Regions from separate parts of the Mus musculus genome. Here region 2 is linked to region 1. A link is a loop called in an ENCODE intact Hi-C map of the cell type or tissue named here. Cell type or tissue: left cerebral cortex. All regions are shown on one strand.

Evidence for each region. A loop is a pair of places that touch in the nucleus more often than their neighbours do. Peaks named below come from ENCODE experiments on the same cell type or tissue, not always from the same donor. Only the 100,000 strongest peaks of a DNase experiment are listed, where the experiment ranks them.
Region 2: it touches region 1 in a loop (3-fold over the local background); 5 of 42 quality-filtered maps call a loop at or near these places.

What each region holds. Positions count from the first base shown.
Region 1 is chr1:36,365,047-36,370,046 of GRCm38, reverse strand. It overlaps Kansl3 (KAT8 regulatory NSL complex subunit 3), which reads left to right and starts at 866. Exons shown (of 22, transcript NM_001310513.1): 1 at 866-942; 2 at 2,013-2,278; 3 at 4,395-4,565. The coding sequence starts at 2,064. In left cerebral cortex, no CTCF peak of the experiment used is centred here; DNase peaks (open chromatin) are centred at 861, 1,747 and 2,168; H3K4me3 peaks cover 1,921 bases; H3K27ac peaks cover 856 bases.
Region 2 is chr1:36,508,477-36,513,476 of GRCm38, reverse strand. It overlaps Cnnm4 (cyclin M4), which reads right to left. Exons shown (of 7, transcript NM_033570.2): 7 at 4,701-5,000. It overlaps Cnnm3 (cyclin M3), which reads right to left and starts at 1,610. Exons shown (of 8, transcript NM_053186.3): 1 at 324-1,610. The coding sequence starts at 1,566. In left cerebral cortex, CTCF peaks have their summits at 761 and 1,998 (motif pointing right); DNase peaks (open chromatin) are centred at 798, 1,119 and 1,647; H3K4me3 peaks cover 1,869 bases; H3K27ac peaks cover 969 bases.

The DNA of each region.
Region 1 (5,000 bases):
CCACATCCTTGCAAGTATCTGCTGTCACCTGAATTTTTAATCTTAGCCATTCTGATGGTGTGAGGTGGAATCTCAGGGTTGTTTTGATTTGCATTTCCCTGATGATTAAGGATGTTGAACATTTTTTCAGGTGCTTCTCAGCCATTTGGTATTCCTCAGTTGAGAATTCTTTGTTTAGCTCTGAGCCCCATTTTTAATGGGGTTATTTGGTTTTCTTTAGTCCATGTTTTTGAGTTCTTTATATATATTGGATATTAGTCCCCTATCTGATTTAGGATTGGTAAAGATCCTTTTAAATACCTAATTAAAAAAACCTGGGGGAAAAAAAAATTGAACCTTACATCTGTCCTCTGCCTCATCTTCCACCTCATCCTAGTCTGAGCTGTACCAGTTTCTTATTAAACTCCGCAGAGCCCTAGAATTGTATCCCAACATTCTGCAAAGCTTTCCCTCCCTCTCTTCATCTCCCCATCTCTCTGGTTTGCTTTGAGGTCTTGAGACAGGGTGTCATGGTGTAGCTCAGGTTGTTCTGGAACTCACCTCGATCCTCCTGTCTCAGCCTCCAGAGAGTGCTAGGATTATAAACCCCGATGGGCTGAAATAAACCCCACCCGCACACTGCAAATTGAACCCAGCTCTGTAACAGGGAAGGGGACACCGAGCGCTGGGGTGGTCTGAACTATCTTGCTCTTTGTCCTCACTTTTCCCACAGAAAACGCAGAGGGAGAACGTCTCTGCCCCGGGAGTCGCGCGCGCTTTCCGCGTTCCCCACAGGTTAGCCAGGTCCCGGGCGCGGATCCGCTCCGGGCTTTGCCGCTCGCCGCCGCGCGGTTCCGGGAGAGCGATCTGCTTCCGCGTTTTCCTCAGAGCCCAAGGCGCCGGGAGGTAAGGCGCACGCGCATTGGGGTCCGGCTCGGGCGAGCGCGCGGCCGACAACTGCGGGTGAGACGCGGTTTTGCCCCGGCGCGGGTGGTGGCCCGTGGGGTTCCAGGCGTTGGGCGGCGGGCTCGGAGAAGCCCTCGGGGCTCCGCGGGCATGAGGGGTCGGGGGCTGAAGCCGCGGGCCAGGCCGGGCCGGCCGGGCGGGGCGCGGGAGGCAGACGCGGCGCTGGGGCGGCCGAGGCGCGAGGCCGAGGAGGGCCCCGGGAGGGGAGGTGGGGCCGGGCGGCTCCTCCTCGCCGGGAACTCGGGATGACCTTGGCCGAGTCGTCCGGGCTCCGGGGCCGCCGCCCGGGTGGGCCGTTTTGAGGTTCTGCGGTTCCGTGGCGGGAACCTCTCAGAGGAGCGGGCCGTTTGCTGGGCGCCTCGCCGAGGGAGGGCGAAGGAGGAGAGGCCTTCTGAGGGCCCGGCCGGGCTGAGGGCGGGCTCTAGTTTTTCTCTTCCCAAAACTCCGGAGTACCATGAGGTTGATGCAAACCTTTGGTGGAGCGTGACCCTAGGAGAGTCCCCTTGACCTCAGCCCAAAGCAATGAAGCTTGGAGGCCCGCGGTGCCCGCCTGTTGTGCTGGGGCCACCCGAGCAGACCAGCCCTGCCCACGTCCTGTTTAGGGGACGAAAAGTAGGGACCTTTAGCTTTTGATGAATTCATGTTTGTGATCCCTCTGGTTTGCAAAAACCTTTACCACCCAGGAAGAAAATTGCCCAGCAAATTTAGGTTTTTGTTTTTGAGATGGGATCTCAATATATTGCTCTGGCTGTCCTGGAACCCACTCTGTAGACTAGGCTGCCCTTGAACTCCCGGAGATCCGTCTGCTTCCGCCTCCCCAGTGCTGGGATTAAAGGCGTGCGTCACCACGCCTTGGCAATTGCAAAGGTCATGTTTTTGTGAACTGTGGAGTCTTGTCAGTTTACAGTTATAAAATTGTGTATGGCACCGTTCTGTTTGGTGGCGGTGTGGGAGGACACATAGATGTGCATAATCAAAGATCGAATGCTGAGCATAAAGACATGTTTTGATAGTGAAAGTTGGGAGAAATGGAAGCTATTGAATTCACAAGCCCCCTTTCACTGCAGGTGACTAGCATGCAGATATTCACACCCTGACTTGGCTGCTTGACTACTGACATGGCCCACCGGGGTGGGGAGAGGGACTTCCAGACTTCAGCTCGGCGGATGGGTACCTCCCTGCTCTTCCAGCTTTCAGTGCATGAGCGGGAACTGGACCTCGTTTTCCTGGATCATAGCTATGCAAAACCGTGGAGTGCCCACCCAGATGCCAGTAGTGCCCGCCCCACCCGCATGCTCTTTGTAACCCCCCGTCGGCAGCAGGAGAATACTATGTGAGTTTGAGAATACCATGTGAGTTTGGGTTTCCTTCTTAAGGAAGTGATGCGTGGCGGGGCTTAGATGTTCTTAGGAGTGATTGGGGCTGCAGGGTGAATGGAGAGCTTGGATGAGCAGCATCAGAACGGCAGGGCAAAGTTGGACACCTACACAGACATTGCCAAACATGAGTTAGGAAAGGGAGATGCGCAAAGGAAAACAGCCTAGCTTGCTTAGTTCCCAGTAACTAGATAATTCCTTCTTCCCTTTACTGCAGCATCTAGTTTGTTTGGCAGTGGCTACAATCTATCATTGAGTCTCTGGCTTCAGTGCACAGATTGGGAGACAGTTCCCAAAACATTGCTTTCAATTCTTACCTCCTTACAAAAAGCCACCTGTGGGTTAATCTAAACCCTTCCTAAGTAAGTCTCTTTATCTTTCCAGCCACCCTATGTCAGGGGGCAAGAACATTTCAAAAATGTACTCTCTGATAAATGATTTGATTATATTTGACCTAACTAATTAATTTTGAACCTTCTGACTTCACTCGTATCAGGATTTGTTGAGACACTCTTTTTCTGATCATTACAAATTTTAAGATAGGAGATTTTGTGTTTGTTTTGACTTCATGTTTAATCTTTCCTCAAGCACAGGTTATTTTTGTTTTGTTTTGGTGGGAGTTGAGATCTTGTATTTGGGTTCTATACACACACACACACACACACACACACACCCCTCTCTCTCTCTCCAGACAGTAAGTAGTATGAACTCTGATCTTCCTGCCTGCACCTCTCAGGTGCTCGGATTATAGATCTGTGTTACCTCCATCACTTGGGTCTTACTGTGTACCCCTGGCTGGCTTTGAGCTTGCTGTGTAGTTCAGGTTGGCAGCCTCCCTACGTTCCGATTGCAGTCATTGCTGTGGCTTAGAGTAATAGTTTGCTTATTTAAGATAGGGTTTCTCTATGTAGCCCTGGCCATCCTGGCACTCTCTATGTAGATCAGGCTGGCTCACAGATCTGTCTGCTTCAGCCTCCCAAGTGCAGACCTGTAATACCTCCCAGCTCAGAGGAGTTTTTCTTTCCTAATGATAGTAACAGGTTTTTGGCTTTCAGTTTCCTCATCGTCCATGAGCCGTGACTTTAGGGGAACATTCTAGCATAATCCTGATCCTTCTGGCCTGGGGATAACTGAAAACCGCCTTTAAGTAGAATTTGAATTTTTTTTTTTTAACTATATAAAACTTCCTGCTTTGTGTTTGTATCTTAATGACTCTTTTATTTTTGATGAGAATCAGTGATTTAGGAACCAAATTACTGTATTGGAAAATTTATTTTATTTTTAATTGTGTTTATGAGTGTGGTATGTTCATCGAATACCAGTGTCCTCAGAGGTTAGAGGCATCAGATCTCCCTGGAGCTAGAATTAGACAGTTGTGTCACCCACCCCACGTGGGTGCTAGGAATCAAACTTGGGTCTTCTGCAAGAGCATCAAATGCTCTTAACTGCTGAGCCATCTTTCCAGCCCTTAGGAACTGAATTTTTAAATTGTTTTATTTTTATATAGCTGCATTTTTAAAAGACTTTGGAGCCAAGTGTGGTAGCTCATGCCTATCATCCCAGCACTTGGTGAGGCTGAGGCAAGAGCAGAGTCAAGAGGTTAAGGCTAGGAGCTGGAGAGAGATGTGTCAGCAGTTAAGATCATACACTGCTCCTGTAGAGGACCCAAATCCAGCTCACAGCACCCATGTCAGATGTCTCTGGCCTCTGTGGACACTGGAGCTCACATGTGCATACCCACATATATGCATTTAAAATCTTAAACTGTAACGGCTGAGTTCAAGGCTAGCCTGGGCAACATAGTTCCAGGCCAGGATGAAACTTTAAGAAAAAAACAAAAAAAAAACAAAAAAAACAAAGCCACAGAAAGTGTAATGACCTTGCCTTTCCCAGGCACACAGCAGGGAGAGGAGAGAGCTAGATGAGAGGATGTAATGACTGTGGATATGAAAATCATTTAAAGCTAATCATGTTTATTAGACATGTCTTAAACCTTGGCAACCAGCTGATGGTTAAGCATCTGTGTTGTGTGAAGTGTGTGTGGCTTGGTCCTATTTCCTCACCTGTTTACAGTGAGTCAGACGTTCCAATAGATGTGGAGACGGTCACGGCAACTCCTGTTCCACTTTATGACAATCAGAAGGCAAGAAGTGTGATGAACGAGTGTGAACGGCACGTGATCTTCGCCAGGACAGATGCAGATGCTCCTCCTCCGCCAGAAGACTGGGAAGAACATGTCAACAGGTAGGCCAGTCCGGGATAGATTGGCCAGTTTGCAGCTAATGTTAGTACTTGGTAATTCTGTAGTATCATTGTCATTGAAATGTTGACTAGAGCTCATCTCATTTCGCTTACGGCCATGCAGTGGGGATGTCTCCGCTCACTGTCCTAATTCTAGCACACTGACCAGCATACACAGTGGCAGATGTCTACAGTTGCAGCGCCGTGGAAGGCCTAGGCAGGAGGAGGACTTGAACTTACGATGAGTGTGGTCAGCTCTTTTTACAGCAAGGAGTGGTTGGGGATGTTGCACAGTGGTAAAGCTTTTTCCTGGCATGCGTGAGGCCCCAACACCACAAAACTGAAATAATTCAGAGCCACCCAAACTCCCTAAAAAACTAAACTTATGTTTGCATTGATATGATATGGTATGATCTACAATTAAGGTAATAAATGTTT
Region 2 (5,000 bases), 140 kb before region 1:
TTCATTCATTTACTTTTGAGACAGAATCTTTAGTCCAGGCCGGCTTCCATCCTTCTAAGTAGGTAGGCCACTGCTTGGGTTTATGTGGTACTGGGTAATGGTCAGGGCTTCATGTATGTTAGGCAAGCACTGAGCTACATCCCCAACTTTTTTAAAATTTTCTATTTAACAAACAGGGTAACCACCTTCCGATCCTCCCGCATCAGACTCCCATAGCACTTCCTTCCGCTTCTAAAAGGTGGGTCTTTAAATATTTCCAAAGGTCATTCGCAGGTACAAGGCCATCACTTTCTGGGGCCTTTCTAACAGGGGCGTCCCCTTACCTCGCTTGAACTCCTCCAGGACAGCGTCCAGTTTGGTATCGTTGAAGACAAAGTGGAGTGGATGGTTGTAGAAGCGGGTGATGGTGCTGAGCGGTGTGCAGTCCTCGGGCTCAACGATAGCCAAGTCTTTGAGGTAGAGCATGTCCACGATGTTGGAGCGCTCCTCCTCGTACACTGGGATGCGCGTGTGGCCGCTCTGCATGATGCTGGCGAGGACGCTGAAGTCTAGGACAGTGCCGGAGTCCAGCATAAAGCAGTCTTCGAGCGGCGTGAGCACGTCCTCCACGGTCCGGGAGCGCAGCACTCCCTTGCTGAGGTCGCTGTAGGGGTCGCCGCCGCCGCGCGCCAGCTCCAGCACGCGCTCCCGCAGACGCCCCGGCCGCGCTGCCAGCTCCAGCAGCTGCCCGACCGGCAGCGCCACGGGCAAGGTGAGCAGCACCGCCAGGCGGCTGAGGCCCAACGCGCGCGGCGCCAGCGCCAGCGCCCAGCGTCCGCTCACGGCGGCCGGCAGCACCTCACCCACCAGGAACACCAGCCCCGCGCAACCCAGCACGGCGGGCACGGCGCGCTGGCCCGCCGCCCCGTACAGCAGCACGGCCAGTGCCGCCTGCGCCAGGCTGGCCAGAAGCAGCAGCGCGCCCAGGGCGCAGCCGGCCCAGCGCCGCGCGGGTTCCAGGCGCCGCGCCGCCGCGCGCTCCGCCTCCGAGCCGCTCTCGCGCAGCACCTGCACCTCGGCCGGCGCCAGCGCCAGCGCGCTCAGCTGCAGGCCGCGCGCCACCGCCGCCAGGGCCAGCAGCCCGGCCGCCCCCAGCCCCAGCGCCCAGGGCGGCGCCGCCTCCTCCGCGGCCCCACCACCCGGCTCCACGCGCACCGCCAGCAGCGCGGAGCGCGGGTGGCCGGCCTCGGCGCGCAGGCGCAGCAGCGCGCGCCACTCGCCCGTCGGGGCGGCCGCCTCCTCGGGCTCCGTGGCCCGTCCGCCCTCCGGGCAGCCTGCGCCCTCGGCGGCTACCCAGGTCCAGGAGCTGTTGGCCAAGCCGGAGCAGAAGAGTCGCAAGCACAAAGTGGCCTCTGGCGCTGCCCTTCCGCGCAGGGAGCCCGCGCCCGGTGCGCTGTCCTCTTCCGTGCAGAAGTTCAGCAGTCCCGCGCCCGGCGCCGGCGCCGCCTCCCCTGCGGTGCTGCCCAGACAGAACGCGGCAAGCACCCAGCCCAACCAACCCACCACAGCCGCAGCAGCCGCCGCCATGGCCTGCTACCCCTTCTGGGCCTCGGGCGCAGCCTACCCCACTCACCCGCGCCTCTGTTGTTGCAGCCAATCGGCGCGGGCCTCCGCGTCACTTTGACCAATAAGCGGCTGGCGGGGGCGGGCTCTGGGGAGAACTAGGCTGCGCCGGGGAGTAAACAAGCGGCGCGGGGCGGGGCGAGCCGGAGGGGCGTGGGGCTCCGCAGGCAAGGGAGGACGCGGGGCGGCTGTCTGGGACGGCCTCGGAGTTCCCGGCGCGTGTGGACGAGCAAAGGAAGGTCATTAACCCTCTGGCCAGCAAGGCTAAGGGCTGAATAAGAACCAGGGACTGGGCACAGGGAAACCTGGAGTCGTTTGTTTAAAACATTTTCTTATCATTTGTATTTGTATGTGGGTTTGCGCTTGCGAGGGCAGTGCTTTGGGCAGACGCAAGAGGGCGTCGAATTCCCCCTGGAGCTGGAGTTCCAAGCTAATGGGAAGCTGTGCTGGGAACTGAACTCTGGTCCTCAGCACACATTCTTAACCTCACCCAGCTCTATTGGTTTGTTTTAAAGCTAAAGTCTCTTAGCTTTGCGTTGGGCTCTGTGGATATCAAGACAGACACCTGCTTTTGAGGAAGATGCCTTGATAGGAAGGTCCATAGTAAATACTCAAACCCAGAAAAATCTGTTTCCTTGAATCTTCACACTTGTTTCATGTAATTAAGCTTACAATAAAACGATGTTTAGAGACTGATTCTGTGTGCCTTTGGTTTCTGACATGCACCTGACATTCGGGTCATTCAGCCATGCAGGGAGATAGCAGCTGTCAGGAATTTCCATACATGCTAGCTTCACAACCACAGTTTATTCTGATTCCTCGGGTTGAGAAAGCTGTTTGAGAGGGTTCTTTTTGTCCTTATTTTGGAAGACACCTGCATGATCAGATGGAGCATTCTTCGTTCATTGTATGTGGTCTTTATGGGATTAGCTTCTCTATGGGTATCCCTGTTTTTTGCATTTTTCTCTCTACTTTCTCCCTAAATGTACTAAGACATGTACACATCTTATACATATGTTTTGTTTTGTTTTGTGTCTGTGTGGGCCCAAGTGTATGTATGTGTGTTGTGTATGCAGGTGCCGAAGGAGGCTAGAAGAGGGCACTACATCCCCTGGAACTAGAGTTGACATTTGTGAGCCACCATGTTGGTTCTGGGAACCAGGCCTTCTGCAAGAGTGGTAAGTGCTCTTAACCACTGAGTCCATCTCTCCAGCCTCTTGAATTTTTTTTCTAAAATGGATTCTGTAGACATAACTGAAACAGTCCCACATGGCATATGTGCATACACGCAAACATACACATACAAACATCAATTTTTTTTTTGAGACAGTGTTTCTCTGTGTAGCCCTGGCTGTCCTGGAACTCTGTAGACCAGGCTGGCCTCGAACTCAGAAATCCACCTGCCTCTGCCTCCCAAGTGCTGGGATTAAAGACATGTGCCACTACTGCCTGGCCAAACATCAATTTTAAAATAACAATAAAAAAATGTAACAAAGCAAACACCTCATAAATGGGGGCAAGGTATGATCTCCCTGGCTAGCTTGTGCATCTTAGCTCCATGTGCTCTTCATTTGCTCGTGTGACAAGCATTTCCTACACTGAGTGTGTGCGGGACAGGTAACTTCCCAAAGGCTGGAACTCTGGCAGGGACAACAGCTTCCACCCTCGTGGTGCTCAGAACCAGTGCTGGGATCCCAGGAAACATTTTAAGACCCGGTTGGAAGTGTTATAAGGAGAGGACGAGGAAACATTGGGGAGATGATGCTAACGGAGATGTAGGTAATCAAGGAGGGAACATTTGAACAGAGGTTGATATGAGGGGCAAGCCTTATAAGGTCTGGGAAGAAAGGTCCCAGAGAGAAGTGACAGGAGGGGCGAAGGCCTGGGACAATGATCTCTTCCCCACAAAGCTAGAGCAGCTGGTATGTCGCAGGGGTTCAGCACCAAACACACTTGTGATGGACAACAGACCGCTCCAACTTTATCCCATCTCTGTATACACGGCTCCAACTTCATCCCATCCCTGTATACACATTTCTACGTTAGCCTTTCATTTGGGGTATTCTTTCCATTGCCTACCCAAGTGCAAATCTTTTTCCCCTGATGGCAGGGCCTTCCTTTGTAGCCTAGGCTGGCCTCAAATTCCTGATGCTACTGCCTCAGTCTCTTGTGTGCTGAGATGACACGTGCCAGCACGAACAGCTTACCCAGGGTACTGGAAGAAAGGAAAGCAAATGGAGACCAGCCAGCTCAAAAACAACGTTACCAACCAGGGCTGGGCGTGGTGGCACACATCTCGAATCCCAGCACTTGGGAGATAGAGGCAGGTGAATCTCTGAGTTTGAAGCCAGGCTGGTCTACAGGGCAAGTTCCAGGACAGCTAAAGGTACATAATAGAAACCCTGTCTCAAACAAACGAAACATGGTGGTGCATGCCTGTGATACCAGCACCCAGGAGCTAGAGGCAGTGGGTCACCACCACATGAGACCAACGTGGGCTCCACATGGAGACCCTCTACCAAGCACAAATAAAACAACCTCCCATTCCAGCCCTGCGGGGTTCTCTGGCCTTGGTGCCCAAGACTGCACATGCTAGTTCTCAGCACGTGTGCTTGCCACCAAACTGTTCCACAGCTGCGCTTCTGAGCGATAACCTAGGCAGCACAGCAAGGAAACCTTAGGTCTGCCATTTCAGATGGACACTCCAACCCCCCAAAGCCATTGACATAGACAAAGTCGTTTCTGTGTGTTGTGAAACGACACCATCCTACTATTGCATGGAGCCCAAACAGCCCTCAGCCCCCAGAGCGGAAGGAGGGCTATTTGTTCATTGGTTGCTCCATTCCAACACTCACTAGCAGAATCCTATGACATCGGACTTATTTGCCCTGCATGTCTGCCAGCACCGGCCTCTCCACAACAACTCCTGTGACAACTGCCTTGATTATATATACTTTGTAAATTACAGTTCTTCTTGTATTTCCCTTCCAAATGGTTCTACAATACTCAACTGCCCTTGTCCTGTCACAAGTGACAGCTAGTCACTTGTCTCTACAATATACAGCAAATAGTCCAGAAACAAAATACCAAAGTTATATGCTCACCAAAACTTATATACATTTCATTTTTTATTACCAATCAAAAATAAAGTCCATATATTGTTTAGCAAATATTATCATTGTTTTGTGACAAAAGACACAAGAGTCATAACAACAAAACTCCCCGAGAGTCAAACTCATAACAATGCCAAAATAAATCACAAAAATATACAAATTAAAATCTTAATGCAAAATAAATAGGAGTCATCTGCTATGGCGGCTGTGACTTGGCCACCCACTTGGATGCCGTCTGCAGAGTCCTCCTCTGCTGGGAAGACATGCAGACTGGGCCAGTTCCAG